Linked DNA regions of Mus musculus: region 1 is linked to region 2. The links are chromatin contacts, found by Hi-C or POLR2A ChIA-PET in ENCODE. All regions are on one chromosome and are shown on one strand. The core of a region is the stretch at or near the end of the contact, and the rest is flanking DNA. Distances in the headings are between cores, read along the strand shown.

Region 1 (2,700 bases), core at 124-2,623, 230 kb before region 2:
TCTGTTCCCCTCCAGCCCTAAACCAGTCCCTGCGCCCCGTGCCAAAAGCTCTTACCTTCACTAGGCGGCCTGACTGAAAGAGGGCTAGCACTCCAAAAAGGTTTGCAAAGAGACTAGGTCTCATCATTGCCTAGAAAAAGATTGAAAACACAGGTGAAGAGGGTCCCTCCCCATAGCTGTTCAGGAGCAGGTTGTCTGTCTGGGAATCTCACGCACCTTGTTCATGGCTTGTAGGCTGTATTTTTCTTGTATCTGATCCAGGATGTCACACAATGGGATGTCTTCAAAAGACTGCAACAGCTACCAGGCAAGACCAGAAAGAGCTCAGGAGTGGCCCAGGGACAACAAACCAGACCAAGTCCATTTCCCTCCTTCAGCTTTCCCCAATATAATCTCCGTGCTCCTCCCATCCCTCACAAGCGCTACTGCTTTCAAGGGACCACATCTTACATGGCTAAGCCCCACCTCCATCAAGGCTTCAGAAGGCCTAGGCTGCTTCTGTACCTCTTGGGAAAACCCATCCCATCCAAAGATCCTGTTCTGAGTTGCCTTGAGGCTGGTTAGTCTTCATTGCTTTTTGCTGTACAAATTTCTACGTGGTCTGTCATCAGTTGCCTTCCTAACCTGGAGGCGGCTCCCCAACCTTGCAGAAATCAACCTCAAAGTTCACTACTTCCAGTAACTGTAGCTAATACTCTGTAGCTGATAAACGTGTATCAGAAAGAAAACGTGTTCAACTCTTCCACCTGCCTGGACTTTGCTGTACATAGGCCATGTTTTGGCACTTCCTCCCACCCAAGTAAGGATGCCTGTATCCCCTCTGAAGCATCTCGGATTTCTTCTTACCCCGCAGCTTCGGTGCCCCCTACCCTTAGACGCCACCTTTGCCCAGCGAGATCGTGCCCTTGCCAGACACACAGTCTCACCTGTGCCAGCGCCAGGCTGTAGCAGGGCCTAGCGGCTTCTCGGCCCACCCCAAGCCCAGTGATTAGGCGCTTCAGGGCATATTTCATCTCCGAATCCTACGGAACCAAGAACATCCCTCGTGTTCAACAGTGATCTGAAGGGCCCACCCCTCCCCCTTGCATCCAGAGCCACGATGGGCCTGGGCCCCTCCATCATACATTGGGCCTTGTGCGCAAGTACTCCAACAACTTCTCCGTGGCCCGGAGCCGCGTTTCCTGATCCGGTTTCGCAATGTCCCAGAAGAAGTCCAAGAACTCGCGGCTGTGCTCCAGCAGGCTGTGGCGGTCGCTTTGCGCCGCTTCTGCGGGAGTCGCAGGCTCAGCTTTCGTGGGGCTCTTCATCTCCGCCATGCTGAGCCAAACACGTGGGCTCAGAAGACAGTCACTTCCAGGTCAGGTCTCGGCGCCTGCGCACTGGGACGTCCGAGTGAGGGCGGGGCCTAGCAGGTTGGAAGTGGCTTCCGTACGGCCTTGCCTTTCCCTTGTGGCTGTGGGTGGAGCAGAGTGTTCTCACACGCGCGTGTGCTCAGAAACTGATGCTTCGATCTCTTCCTTTAACCTGGAGGAGTTCCTGACGACCGGAGGTGCAAACAAATCCACGAAAAAGCCGTAGTATGATCTCTTCCCAGACCCGGGTCTGCTCGCGATCTAGTCCGAGACATCCGCTATTATTCCGCTTTTATTGTGTGCATCCGAACAAAGCCGCGGCTTCTGTGGACTTCCTTTCTAGTGGGAAGAGATGGTTGATGAACGAGTAGACAAATACATTTTAAATGATAGTTATGAGGAAAATAAGGAATGTAGGGAGCAGAGGGAGCCTTTTAAATGTTAAAAAACGTGAAAACATCGCCTGTTAAAAATTAAAGGGAGGGGCTGGAGAGATGGCTCATCGGTTAAGAGCTCTGACTACTCTTCCAGAGGTCCTGAGTTCAGTTCCCAGCAACCACATGGTGGCTCACAACCATCTGTAATGGGATCCAATCCACTCTTCTGGTGTGTCTGAAGACAGATACAGTGTATTCATAAAAATAAACAGCCGGGAGGTGGTGGCACACGCCTTTAATCCCAGCACTTGGGAGGCAGAGACAGGCGGATTTCTGAGTTTGAGGCCAGCCTGGTCTACAAAGTGAGTTCCAGGACAGCCAAGACTATACAGAGAAACCCTGTCTCGAAAAACCAAAAAAAAAAAAAAAACAAAAAACAAAAAAAAAAATAAAATAAAATAAACAACATTTTCTTAAAAAAAAAAAATTAAAGGGAAGCCGGGCATGGTGGTGCACACCTTTGATCCCAGCACTTGGGAGGCAGAGGCAGGTGGATTTCTGAGTTCAAGGCCAGCCTGGTCTACAAAGTGAGTTCCAGGGCAGCCAGGGCTACACAGAGAAACCCTGTCTCGAAAAACCAAACCAAACCAAAACAAAACAAAACAAAAAAAACCAAAAAACCCAAAACCACACACACACACAAAAACAAAACCAAAAAAAAAATTAAAGGGAAAATTCTATAGATTCTAAGATTCTATTTAAGAGACCATGACAAGACTGACATGTGAGCTGACAGCTGAGGGACAAGATGGGCTCTATTGTCCCCAGGGCAAAAATCTAAGAGCAGGCCAAGGACATTTCTTCTACAGAGGCCACTCATCTCTTACGGGAATGAGGTCAGTAAGGTGAGGAGGAGGACTCAGGTGCCAGGAGCAAGGTTATATAGAACCCAGGGCCAGGCTCAAGGGTTC
Region 2 (2,700 bases), core at 98-2,597:
ACACTTCTGGAGACAAAATCATTCCCAACTCGGTTACCAATGCAACTTCGATGGAGAGGTAGTTCTAAACTGTAAACTGCAATACGCACTTTGCTCCCTTGCACTAAATTCTTTTGATGATCTCAGAATAAAATTCAAGCTCTTTACTGTAATCCCAGAAGATTTCCAAGACTCTATATGAAGTGGCATCTTCCTCCTTTTTGTTTTCTTCCTTATACCACGCTCTCATATACTAACTGATCTTTCTCTTACATAAACATCTTTGATTTTTAAAAAAAATGTAGACTTTCCCTTCTGTCTAGAATGCACTTCCCTCTAGATCCTGATATGGCTCACTGTCCACTCACACAAATCTCGGACCAAATGTAATCAGCAAGGCTTTCCCTGACCATATTCTCTAAAGAGTTCCCTACTCTCTACCACAAGACAGACAGCCTTTCCTTCGCGGGAATACAACAGCATGTTGTCTTACTTTCCCCTTTGTTGCATGTCTCTTCATTAGAGGAAGATCCTAGTCTTTTCCACTGCTCTAGCTGCCATGCTCTAACTACTACCTAGCATGCAGTAATACTCAGTTACCATCCTGTCAATCTCACGCCTCAGGCCAAGTGTCATGGCTTCTTCTTTACTTTCCCTTCCAAGATTATTAATGGTTTTATTGATTGTTTATTAATTGTCCTGTTTTTTCCTATACCCCCTGATTTAATTTTTTAAGTGTGGGTGGAATACTATGTATGACAACATGAGAAAATGTATAATGAAATATAAGTATTAATAAAGGCCAATTAATAATGTATGAAAGATGATACCTTGCCCTGTAGGTTTCAAGCAGGTATATGATCAGGCCAGCGGTCAAGAATCATGACAAGTTTGGCCCCTCTTTGCAAATTTCAAGTCGTCAACACATCCTAGAGTGACCTAAGACTATAAAACTTACCTGGTGTAGAGACTCAAAGAATCTCATTGTCCATCAGCCAGGTTTATACTGCACTACCAGTCTGAAACCTTCTGTGCTGGCTTCAAGTTAATAGCACACTGGGGTCAACAACAGGATGGTCTAAGGTGCTGCAATGTCAATACATGTTAACAGCCCCCAGAAACCACAGCCTGTTTCTTACACTGATTTATGGGTTCTTTCCATGAAACCAAAGATGCTCGGTTCTCCTGGAAGATGGCTGGCTGGCAACTCTTCAGTCCTGGCTAAGGACCTTTGGCACTTCATCGAGCCATTCTGGCACTCTGCCTGGCTGGGCTCTCAACACGGTGCACAGTAGTCTCCACCCTCAGGGATGACGACGCCCTGACGTGGCGGGAGGACGTTTCCGTGCACTGCGAGGAGGTTTCCACGTGCTGGGAGGACACCTCAAGGAACTGAGGGAGTCGCTTCGTGGAGGGGGTGAGGGAGGGCCCCTCTCGGTGGCGCTGGGAGGTCTCCACCTGCCGGGAAGACGTTCGAACCTGCCGGGAGGACGTCTCCACGCGGTGGGATGACGTTTCCTCGCGGTGGGACGACGTCTCCACGCGGACAGTCGATGTCTCCTTGTGGCGGGTGCTTTCCACTCGCGGGGCGGAGGACTTGCTCCTAAGGGGCGAGGCCATCCTGCCCATACACCTTGGTCAGGTGGGACAAAGAGGCCCAAGGATCATGCTCTGCGTCACGTCACACAGGGAAAGGTGACGTCAGGGTGGTGTATTACGTCGGGGTAGGTAGCAGGACTCTGAGACCTAAAAAATGAGAAGTCCTCCGGCACGCCCCGCTCGATATCTGCGCGCGCAGCCGGCCGGGTCTGCACAGATAGGTGGGGCTAATTTTCCCATAAGTGAGGTTGTCCCCGCCCTCGTGTCCCACTCTGCCCCGCGACCGGAAGTAGGAGCCGTGGCTTCCGGATTCTCACCAATCGAAGTCGCGGTTCGGTCGGGGCTGGTGGTGTTCGCCTCACTCTGATTGTTATGGCCGCGGCCGTCGCTATGGAGACAGGTACGTTGTGACTTGCACCCCGAGTCTTCACCCCAAGGGAATGGTCCTACGCCCCGAAATTCCCTCCCTTTTCCCTTTTCCTGCGCTGTCTTTCGGGTTCAACTTGGCATCCTTAGAGTTGGGACCGGCGGAGGAGAAGGCTGTGCTGCTTCTCAGACTATGGTCTGTGAAAACATCTTTGCTCCTGGGTTGCTCAAACCCCTACTCCAACCCTGGCTCTTGGGGCCGTGCAGGGCCGTGGGAGAGGACTGAGACCTTCCACTGTCTGTGCTGAAGGTACTCCCAAGAACTTGCCCGAAATATCGATAACCTGTGTATTCTAATGCGGACACCGCCTTCTCTCCATTGTTTAATCACTTTGCATCATGCTTCGGTTTTGTGTAGCACATTGATTTTGCTTAACGTAATCACAGTTGATAGTTGTGGTTATAACAACTTAGGGAACCGCACAGCTATTACAGACTGTCCAGTGATCTCCGCTAACAAAGTGGCCTGCAGGTGGTAAATTCCCATTCAACTTATTTTTTCCTCAATTAACTTTAAAGGATTTCTTTACTATTTTTTGTTTTACTATTTTTGTTTTGGAAACAGGGCCTCATTACTTAGTGAATATATATATATATATATATATATATATATATATATACACACACACACACACACATATATACACACACGCATATACATATATCTTTAATTTCTAAGAAAGTCTCTTCTGCACT

What was found. Hi-C counts contacts between places; a loop is a spot of excess contacts on that map. ChIA-PET counts read pairs that join two places held with the same protein, here RNA polymerase II (POLR2A).
Region 1: a map of regulatory T cell shows a loop between it and region 2 (4-fold over the local background). The contact joins the promoter of Mybbp1a here to the promoter of Med31 in region 2. A Hi-C loop is called at or near these places in 10 of 37 maps with a recorded cell type or tissue (CH12.LX, ES-E14, T-helper 1 cell and 5 more). POLR2A ChIA-PET finds 5 or more read pairs at or near these places in 1 of 5 experiments (embryonic stem cell).

The regions. Positions count from the first base shown.
Region 1 is chr11:72,440,000-72,442,699 of GRCm38, reverse strand. Mybbp1a (MYB binding protein (P160) 1a) reads right to left here and starts at 1,373. Exons shown (of 26, transcript NM_016776.3): 1 at 1,125-1,373; 2 at 927-1,022; 3 at 217-300; 4 at 56-130. The coding sequence starts at 1,316.
Region 2 is chr11:72,214,239-72,216,938 of GRCm38, reverse strand. Med31 (mediator complex subunit 31) reads left to right here and starts at 1,347. Exons shown (of 4, transcript NM_026068.2): 1 at 1,347-1,978. The coding sequence starts at 1,951. 4930563E22Rik (RIKEN cDNA 4930563E22 gene) reads right to left here and starts at 1,801. Exons shown (of 1, transcript NM_001163728.1): 1 at 1-1,801. The coding sequence starts at 1,608. The coding sequence ends at 1,219.